Regions from separate parts of the Homo sapiens genome. Here region 2 is linked to region 1. A link is an interaction called in ENCODE POLR2A ChIA-PET data of the cell type or tissue named here. Cell type or tissue: MCF 10A. All regions are shown on one strand.

Region 1 (5,000 bases):
TTCGATCAGGATACTGCTGGGTGCTACAAGTATCTACCTGCCACCTTCAATGAGGATTCTTTGCCCAACTCATTAATCCAGCCAATTAATAACTGTAGTATCAAGAACATCAGAGACTGTCAGAAAACTTCGGTTGAAATCCTGGCTCTGTCATGTATTAGCTGAGTTACCTGAACAAAACCATTTAACTTCTCTCACTTCCTTAACTATAAAACAGGTGTGAGGATGCCCACTACAAACAATTGCTTTTTATCAAATAAGACATCAGTAAAAACACTTGGCAGAGTAGCCCTGCAAACATATTTCTTTCATTATTATCAATACTACTGAAAATAAATAATCAATAATAAGCTACAAGAACAAGATGCAGACAATGCAACAGGATACATATGCACCCTGTAACTAAGTACCACTGGAAGAAAAGGTTCACAACTCATGGAAATCTGTCAAGGCAAAATAACTGTCACCCTTTTTGAACCACCAGCCAACGAAAAAGCTAAAGATTAAAATCAACAATTTGCTACGCTAAATGAAGGGTCACTTAGAGAAGGTTGCCTGAGTCACTTACTGTGCATGTTGAGAGCCCAGAGTCTTCCGAAGCTACTCTGAGTCCACTTTCTAAACATGTTACTCTTGTTTCAGGAACATTCAGAACAACTTGGGTAGCAGCCTGTGTACTTCTTAATCTGTTCTCTCCAAAATATAATGACTGGTTGGGGGTAGGAAGTGGAAGAGACAAAGCAAAACACATTACTAATCTGATATTAAATGTTGCTTTTAAAACCAAATCTATTTTAAATAGGCTGTCTCTATAAAAGAATCTTTCTTCTTGAATTTTGGTTCCACTGAGATCTCTGCCTGGCCTAGAAACATCTGTCACCAGCCACTGTCCTAAAGCCAGCAACGTGTTTATAAACATGCCCTTCCCTCAGGGAAGATGAGCAATTATTATCATTACCCAGAGAGAAATTGACTTTATTTCACTACCTCTCCTAGAAATGTTTTATATTCATTATGGAGAAAACAAGCAGGAAAAAAAAAAAGAGAGGGAAACTATGTAAAACTACCTACACACAAGACAAAACTGACACTCGGGTTTTCATTGTTCAAGAAAAGCAACAGGGTTTGGAAATGGTTAAAAAAAAAAAGAGAGAGAGGATAGGAAGATGGGTCGATGTTCAAAATGCAAATGACTGGCTTTTCGGCCAGAAACTATTCGCCTTTCAGCAGTTTTTCTTTGCCCTTATACAAAAGTCTCACATCCCTTTGCTTAAAGTCAGAGGCTCTCTCATGAGAAAAATGCAAATACATAAAAAATTTTACTTCATTGATGTCCAGGTTCGCGGGAAGCCCAGCTGAGGACGAAGTTCAGTCTTAGGCAAAAATAGAACTCTGGAGCGGTACCCATTTCACTTTTTAGTTTTCCCCAATTTGCAAGCACTACGTTTTTAGTGGTCAAACATGCACTCCTCAGTAGCTGGCGGGAGGAGCCGAAAACCAGGGTCATCCCACACGTCACTAGCAGGTCTCCTGGCGGGTGGCCACAAGCCAGTCACCCCCGGCCAGTTCAGCAGCCCCAGGCCGCCTGGCGCCCGGCGGGTCCGGGTCGAGGAGGCCCTGCCCGACCCACTGTTCGGATCTGTGGCGCCGACTCTCAGGTGCGCTGCGCCGGGTCTGGCGAGATCTCGAGGACAGGACCGGCCTGGAGGGAAGCTCACCCGTCCCGCAGCGCCTCGGATTAGAAGACTCTCGCTGAAACCCCAGAGCCGCCGCCGCGCCGCGGATGACAACACCACTCGAGCCGCCGCAGCCGCCATTTCTGCTAGAAGGAAGGTAGAGGATGAAGGATGTGCTTCCGGGGTCGCGACCTGAGGTCCCAGAGCAGGGAGGTGGGCTCCACCTTGTGGCCGTGATGGGAATGACACTCCTCGAAGCGGTTGTGAAAGCAATCAGGGCCCGACCATGATGCTGAGCGGTCTTTACCAAATGAATTGGGGAGTCTGCAGAAGCCCCTTTATCATCAGTTATTTTATCGATCGCCTACTAAGTGCAAGGCACAAATGCGGTGGAATGAAAGGTAACCTGATGCAATATATCTCACTGGTGGATGGAATTGATTGAAAACAGTGGAATAATATTCATAAGTCACTGCCTTTAAAGGAAAAGTCTAGTGGGAGAGACAGATGCCGTGAGGGGAGGAAACGATGTATCCGTGTTGACCACTATCCACTCTTCGAACCTCTACAATATGGCTCATCTCATTCCATAGAAATTGCCCTTGGTAAGGTCACTAATTGCTAAAAGTTGGACACTTTACAGACTTATGTTACAGTCCTGTTGGAGGATTTGACATTGTTGGCTTCTTTGAAATTCTCTTTTCTCAATATATTCTAGAGCTCCACCTCCTCATAGTTCCCTCTGCACCTTCTTGGACTCCTCTTTATTCACAGATCTGTTTTTTGTTTTTGTTTTTGTTTTTGAGATGGAGTTTCACTCTTGTTGCCCAGGCTGGAGTGCAGTGGTGCAATCTCAGCTCACTGCAACCTCTGCCTCCTGGGTTCAAGCAATTCTCCTGCCTCAGCCTCCCAGGTAGCTGGGATTACAGGCATGTGCCACCACGCCTGGCTACTTTGTATTTTTAGTAGAGATGGGGTTTCACCATATTGGTCAGGCTGGTTTTGAACTCCTAACCTCAGGTAATCCACCCACCTCCACCTCCCAAAGTGCTAGGATTACAGGCGTGAGCCACTGCGCCCAGCCCACAGATCTCTCAAGGAACTAAAAATTGCAAATGCTTTTCTAACTCAGGTAGATGGTATAGTGCTTATTTTGCAATTAAGACACTGAAGTCAAATAACTTGCCCCAGGTTACCCTGCTAGTAATAGGTTAACGCCAAAGACTGTGCTGTGAAACACTACATTTTGCCCTAAAAGTTGGTGTTTGCCAGGACTCTAAGCCTCTTCTACTGAACATTCTCCCTCTGGGTTTTTCCCTCCACTTCAAGACCTGTCTGCCCAACCCAGGCCTTTCTCTTGAGCTCCAGCCCACTTAACCATCAACTACTAGGAAACTACACTTGAATACCCCATTGGAAACTCAATATCAACTTGTCCAAAAGGGAATTCACTGTGTCCCCTGAATCTCTTCCCATATTTGCAATGCCAAACAGCCAATCATACCTACATTTGCCCAAAACTCCAAACCACCCAGAAGCTCCTCTCTTTTTCCATCTTCCACATTCAATTGATACACCCCTTTCCTGCCTCTTCAATCTACTCCAGGCCCATTGTCAGTTTTTTCACATTACTACCTATAGGATCTTTTACAAATGAAACTGTTACGGCAGTCCCATTATGAAGAATCCATCAGGGAGCCCTTGGTCACAATAAAGTAAAGGGTCCTTAGCATGGCAGGTGGGGCCCTTCATGATCTGACTCCCATTTATCTTTCCAGACTCATCTCCCTCCACCTACCCGGCTGCTATGCTTCGCAGGTTCAGTCCACAAGACTCATGATGTAATGTAATAAAGGACGACCAAGGTTATTCTCTCATGTTTCTAAAACAAATGTGTGTTAACCAAAAATAAATACAAACATGCATACATATATACAAAAACATGTAGGTATAATCACAGGAAGCACCTAGGAAGTTTTAGCAAGAATTTGTATTCAATTCTAATATACTTCATGGTATTAATTTATTAGTCATTATTTACAGTCAATATCTTAGAACATAAAGCCTACAGAAATTAAGTGCACCAGAGTAGAGCCAAGAAATCAAAGAATTTGACTACTCCCAAAATAGCCCTACACCCACAACAGTATCCATAACTTTTTTTCTTTTTTTTTTTTTTGAGACGGAGTTTCTCTCTTGTTGCCCAGGCTGGAGTGCAATGGTGCAATCTCAGCTCACTGCAACCTCCGCCTCCGGGGTTCTAGCAATTCCCTTGCCTCAGCCTCCCAAGTAGCTGGGATTACAGGTGCCCACCACCACACCCGGCTACTTCTTGTACTTTTAGTAGAAACGGGGTTTCACCAGTTTGGCCAGGCTGGTCTTGAACTCCTGACCTCAAGTGATCCTCCCGCCTCAGCCTCCCAAAGTGCTGGGATTACAGGCGTGAGCCACTGCACCTGGCCTATTTTAAATGATTTCTTCACTGACTGGATTTTACTGGCAGAGTCATTGCTATTTTTGTTGTTTGGAAATTTTAATCATGGATGTCATATTCCTTTAATTCTTTCATGTTTGAGGATGTCTGCTTTTATCTTTATACTTGAATGACATTTTTGTCTGGATTTAATATTGTTGGGTCACAGTTTCATTTTCTCAGAATTTTATAAACATTACTCCATTATGCTCTTGAGTTAAATGTTTTGGAGAAGTCTGAGGCTAGCCAGATTTTTTCTTTTTTTACCACCCTTAAATGTGACCTGTTTTATCTGCCTAAAAACCTAAAAAATTATTCTTGAAGTTCAGTAACTTAACTAGGCTATATCTTAATGTTGAGTAATTTTTGTGTTGTGATTTTTATCAAAATTTTCAAAAACATAATATGTTTTCATTCTGCAGTTTCACTTCTTCCTTCATTTTAGAGAAAGTCTCTTTGAATACATATTCTGGCATTCCATTCAGTATGTTATCTTTTCAAGGACTGCAGCTCTCCTTATGCTGAATGACTTTATCTGTCCTTCATATTTATTAGCATCTCTCTAACTTTTTAAAGCTTTGTCATTTTCCTCTACTTTTTTTGTGATTATCTCAAGACACAAGTAGGCCTACGCAAACATGCCCTACTAATTTTTAGCAAACGTGCAGAGGCAATTCAATAGATGAAGAATAGCATTTCAACAAATGCTGCTGGAACAATTAGATGTTCATATCCACGGCTCCCCGCTCCCCAACTCCCAATGAACCTAAACCTCACACTTTATACAAAAATTAACTCAAAATAAATCATGGATGCAAATATGTGACATAAAACTATAAAACTTTTAGAAA
Region 2 (5,000 bases), 79 kb before region 1:
TTTAATTTTTGACACAGGATGCAGAAGTAGATGGAGAGGATGCTACCAAGCCTGAAGAAGAGGATGGTGAAGTAAAATATCCCCCAATAGTGATCAAAAGCACATTTCCTGAGGAAATGCAAAGATTTATGCCCCCAGGGGATAACGTCCACACTGTCATTTTGGATTTCACTCAAGTCAATTTTATTGATTCTGTTGGAGTGAAAACTCTGGCAGGGGTAAGCATCCTCTTGAACGAGTCATTTAATACCTCTATGCCTGGTGTCGTACTATCAGCATAATCAGGGAGGTGGGCTAGGCTCTCTTTTCAACAAAAGATTTATCCCCTTTTGATTATGGAAAATTTCAAAAATATATAGAAGTAAAGATTTTAGTATATTGAACCCCCGTGAACTATCACTCAGCTTCAACAATGATCAATTTATGGTCAATCTGGTTTCCTTTATAGCTGACATTCACTTTCTCTTGTTTTATTTTGAAACACATCCCAGTCATAACATCATCTGTAAATATTTTAATGTGTATTGCTACAAGAAGATTCGTTTTAGAAAACATTACTGTAATATGCTAGGCTACTCAGGAGGCTGAAGCAGGAGGATTGCTGAGCTCAGGAGTTCAAGACCAGCATGAGTAAACTAGTGAGATGCTGTCTCTAAAAAAAATCGTTTTTTATTTTGAAATTATAATATCCTTTAAGTTAATATAATAGTTTTATTGTACTTAAGTAAGATTTAACAGTATTTTTGCTACCCCTAATTATCACTGTCCACATAAAAAGCAAAAGAGATACAAAATTATTTTTAACTGATTAGCTCAAAAATACATCATTATTGAAGCAAAGTAGCTCAAGTGAATGAATTAGAGTGTCTTCTATCACGAAAAACATTGGTAAAAAGAGACTTTCATCTGGCACAGAGTAAAGAGAAACTAAATTTTATTTCAACATTATTACAGATTGTAAAAGAATATGGAGACGTCGGTATATATGTATACTTAGCAGGATGCAGTGGTGAGTATACCTCTAAGATGGGGTGAAGCTTAATATTTTAGTTTTGTTTCTCTTATTTAAATAATTGCACTTGGAAATGTCCTTAATTTTAATTATTTTATAAAAATGAAAATTGTTCTTCTGAAAAATCACTCTAAAGCCAGCTTTGAAATTAGCCACATGGAGGCATTCATATTACAAGTTACTTGTGACAACCCTCCTGAACTGGAGTTGGAGGAAAGGAGCCAATAAGCCATCATTTATTATAATATTAATGGCTGCTATAAATATAGTAATTATAATATATACATGACCACAGTAGCAATTATCTAATGGCTGCCATAAACAGTTACATATAATCATTCAGGTTGCTTGTTTCTCTATCCAATCATTTGGGAATACTTTGCCTGCTATTTTTGTTTTATATTACATTTTGGTTAAAACAGTGCTTGAGGCCGGGTGTTGTGACTCACACCTGTAATCCCAGCACTTCGGGAGGCCAAGGCAGATGGATTGCCTGAGCCTAGGAGTTCAAGACCAGCCTGGGCAACATGGCAAAACCCCATCTCTACTAAAAATACAAAAATTAGCCAGACATGGTGGCGCATGCCTGTAATCCCAGCTACTCGGGAGGCTGAGGTGGGAGGATGTCTTGAATCTGGGAGGCAGAAGTTGCAGTGAGCCAACATCACGCCACTACACTCCAGCCTGGGCAACAGAATGAGACCTTGTTTCCAAAAAAAAAAGAAAGAAAATGATTTTTTAGAAAAGGAGCCCGGCGTGGTGGCTCACACCTGTAATCCCAGCACTTTGGGAGGCTGAGGCAGGCGGATCACCTGAGGTCAGAAGATCGAGACCATCTTGGCTAACACGGTGAAACCCCATCTCTACTAAAAATACAAAAAATTAGCCCGGCTTGGTGGCGCATGACTTTAGTCCCAGCTACTCGGAAGGCTGAGGCAGGAGAATCGCTTGAACCCAGGAGGCGGAGGTTGCAGTGAGCCGAGATTGCACCACTGCTCTCCAGGCTGGGTGACAGAGTAAGACTCCGTCTCAAAAAAGAAAAGGAAAAAAAAAAAGTAAAACAGTGCCTGAGGCTGGGTGTGGTGGCTCACACCTATAATCCCAACACTTTGGGAGGCCAAGGTAGGAGGATCGCTTGAGCCTAAGAGTTCAAGACCAGCCTAAGCAACATAGTGAGATCCCATCTTTATTTAAAAGAAAAAATAATAATAATTTTAAAAAGTGCTTGAAAATGAAATCTTCATAAAGATGCTACTTTTCACCTGTAAGATTGCCAAAAATCAAAAATAAATGACACCATGCTCCATAGGCATATGATGGGAAAACAGGCTCTCTCAGACATTACTGACGGGAGCACAAAATGCAACAGCCCCTATGGAGGGCAGACTAACATTAGCTTTCAAAATTATAAGTGCATTTACCTTTCAACACAGAAAATCCAGCAATATGCTGCATATGTTCAAAATGACACTTGTATGTCGTTGATCATCACAGCATTGTTATAAAACAAAAAACTCAAGTACCAAACAAAAGGGACTAGTTAAATAAACTAGGGACATCTATACAATAGAATACGATGTAGTGGTAAAAAAATTAAGCAAAAAGGGTTCAGAATTATCTATATATAGTTTATATATATATATAACATTAATCTATATATTTCCCACTTTTCTTATCCCCAAAACAGCATTTTATATATATATGTATATATATGTGTGTGTATATATATATTTATATATGTGTGTATATATGTGTGTGTGTGTGTGTGTTTGTGTATATATTTTTTCCCCACTTTTCTTATCCCCAAATATATAAAATATGCTGTTTTGGGGATAAGAAAAGTGGGAAATAAGAATACATACTTATATTTATTTATATTTACATAGAGAAATCCTGGAAGAACACACAAGAAAGTAGTTTCCTGGGATTGAGGTTATGAAGGGTGGAGACATGAATTGGAGTGAAACTTTTACTATAGCATTTTAATATTTAAACTATATGTGCTTGAACGCAGGAGTTGGAGGTTGCAGTGAGCTGAGATCACACCACTACTCTCCAGCCTGGGTGACAGAGTGAGACTCTGTCTCAAAAAAAAAAAAGAAACAAAAAACAATAACAAAAAAAAAAACACTATATGGAAGTGTTACTTTTTTTTAATTGTTGAAGACTGATATCCAGAGTGTGGACTAATTTTCTTTTCTTCTTTTAATAGCACAAGTTGTGAATGACCTCACTCGGAATAGATTTTTTGAAAATCCTGCCCTATGGGAGCTGCTGTTCCACAGCATTCATGATGCAGTTTTAGGCAGCCAACTTAGAGAGGCACTTGCTGAACAGGAAGCCTCGGCTCCCCCTTCCCAGGAGGACTTGGAGCCCAATGCCACTCCTGCCACTCCTGAGGCATAGATGAGGACCTCACCCTAGGATGGGGTTATAAGCCTCTCATGAAGTTCATAATTTACACGTTTTAAATACTAGACGCTAGATTTTTTTTTCTAAGGGTGAATACTAGTAGTCCAGGCTTGATTTGGAGGGTGAATGACGCCTAGCAAGATGTATTGTACTTGTGTTTTTTTAATTGAATACTTCAAAGATAAATTGGCCTGTTGCCTGCATTTATTATGGAGAGACATTTCTGCTACATTCTAGTATTATCTTTGTAAGCTAAGCATCGAAAAATTTATTTCAGTCAAGTATTTTACCCACAAATAAGATATTACATAGTGGTTCTTTGTTTTTGTACTTGTTGATCTACAGATAAGTAGTGGTTCTTTGTTTTTGTACTTGTTGGTCTACAGACTGTCTATAATCAGTTATCTAACAGAAGACAGGAACTGCAATTTTCTAGAAGTTCTTGTTTTAAAATAACCTTTTATTTATTATAGAAGCAGTATAAATGCATTGAGGACATTTTAAAAAAGTAGACAAGCAAAAATAAGAACATAAAACATATTTCCACCACTCAGAGATTACCACTGTTAATATCCTTCCAGATCTTTTTCCATACATATACATTTACATTTTTAACCAAAGTAAGACCACATCTATAGTGTTTTATAACCGATTTTTCTTTAATCAACAATCTCCACTTTCTCATTCCAGCACATTTTTGATCTTAGACCATATTTAAATTTCCCCAATTGTCCCCAGATTTGCAGTTGGTTTGTGCAAACTGATATTCATTCTATGACCTTACATTGCAACTGGTCATGTCCTTTAAAGTCCCTTACATCTATTTTAATCTAGCACAGTTCCTTTTTTATGACATTGACTTGTTAAAGAGACTGGGGCAGCGGTCCTGTAGAATCCTGTCTTGTGAATTTGCCTAGTTTCTTTTTCATGGTGTTGTTTAACTTGTTTTTATATTGCCTGTACTACCTGCAATCTGGAAGTTATATCTAAAGCCTTTATAGGTTCAAGTTAAAACATTTTGTGCTAGATTATATCATAGATAAGATACATGCTTCATATCGCATCACTTCAGAAAACGTAATATCTAGTTGATCTACCATTAACTAATCTATTGATCTAAGTTTGATTACTGGATCAGCATGACAGTCTGATCATCCAGTTAGATTTTTCCCCTTTGTGACTACAGACTTATCTGTGTGGTATTCCTTTGGCATTGAATGAATTACCATTTACCCAGGAGTTTTAACATTAGGTGGTAATTCTTGCCTAAATCATTAACTTTGTTAAAGTTTGTGAGTTGGTTGTCTAGTTCTTTCATTTCTTCTCCGTTTGTTAGTTGGTTATTCTATGTGAACTAAGCTTTCCCTTCTCCACTTGAGCTATTTGGTCATCCTTACCTACAGTTCTACCAGAAGGGCAGGTTGAATGCTTTATTATTTTCATTTAATTATCAACTTCAAAGTAAATAACTGGTTTATTAGATGGTGACAAATTAGTGTTTTTTTTTTTTTTTAGATTTCCCTTTTCTGGTGTGATGGTGGTCTTGTGAATTTTTATAGTTTTAATGGGTTTCAAT

What was found. ChIA-PET counts read pairs that join two places held together with the same protein. Peaks named below come from ENCODE experiments on the same cell type or tissue, not always from the same donor. Only the 100,000 strongest peaks of a DNase experiment are listed, where the experiment ranks them.
Region 2: POLR2A ChIA-PET joins it to region 1 with 6 read pairs; 3 of 35 experiments call an interaction of 5 or more read pairs at or near these places.

The regions. Positions count from the first base shown.
Region 1 is chr7:103,294,277-103,299,276 of GRCh38, reverse strand. It overlaps PMPCB (peptidase, mitochondrial processing subunit beta), which reads right to left and starts at 1,842. Exons shown (of 13, transcript NM_004279.3): 1 at 1,719-1,842; 2 at 569-709. The coding sequence starts at 1,817. RefSeq lists enhancers at 1,588-1,887, 1,988-2,047. In MCF 10A, a CTCF peak has its summit at 1,914 (motif pointing left); a DNase peak (open chromatin) is centred at 1,876.
Region 2 is chr7:103,372,817-103,377,816 of GRCh38, reverse strand. It overlaps SLC26A5 (solute carrier family 26 member 5), which reads left to right. Exons shown (of 20, transcript NM_198999.3): 18 at 18-218; 19 at 955-1,009; 20 at 3,225-3,610. The coding sequence ends at 3,418. Among named protein-coding and RNA genes, the nearest start is that of PSMC2, 28 kb to the right of the region's middle. In MCF 10A, no CTCF peak of the experiment used is centred here; no DNase peak of the experiment used is centred here.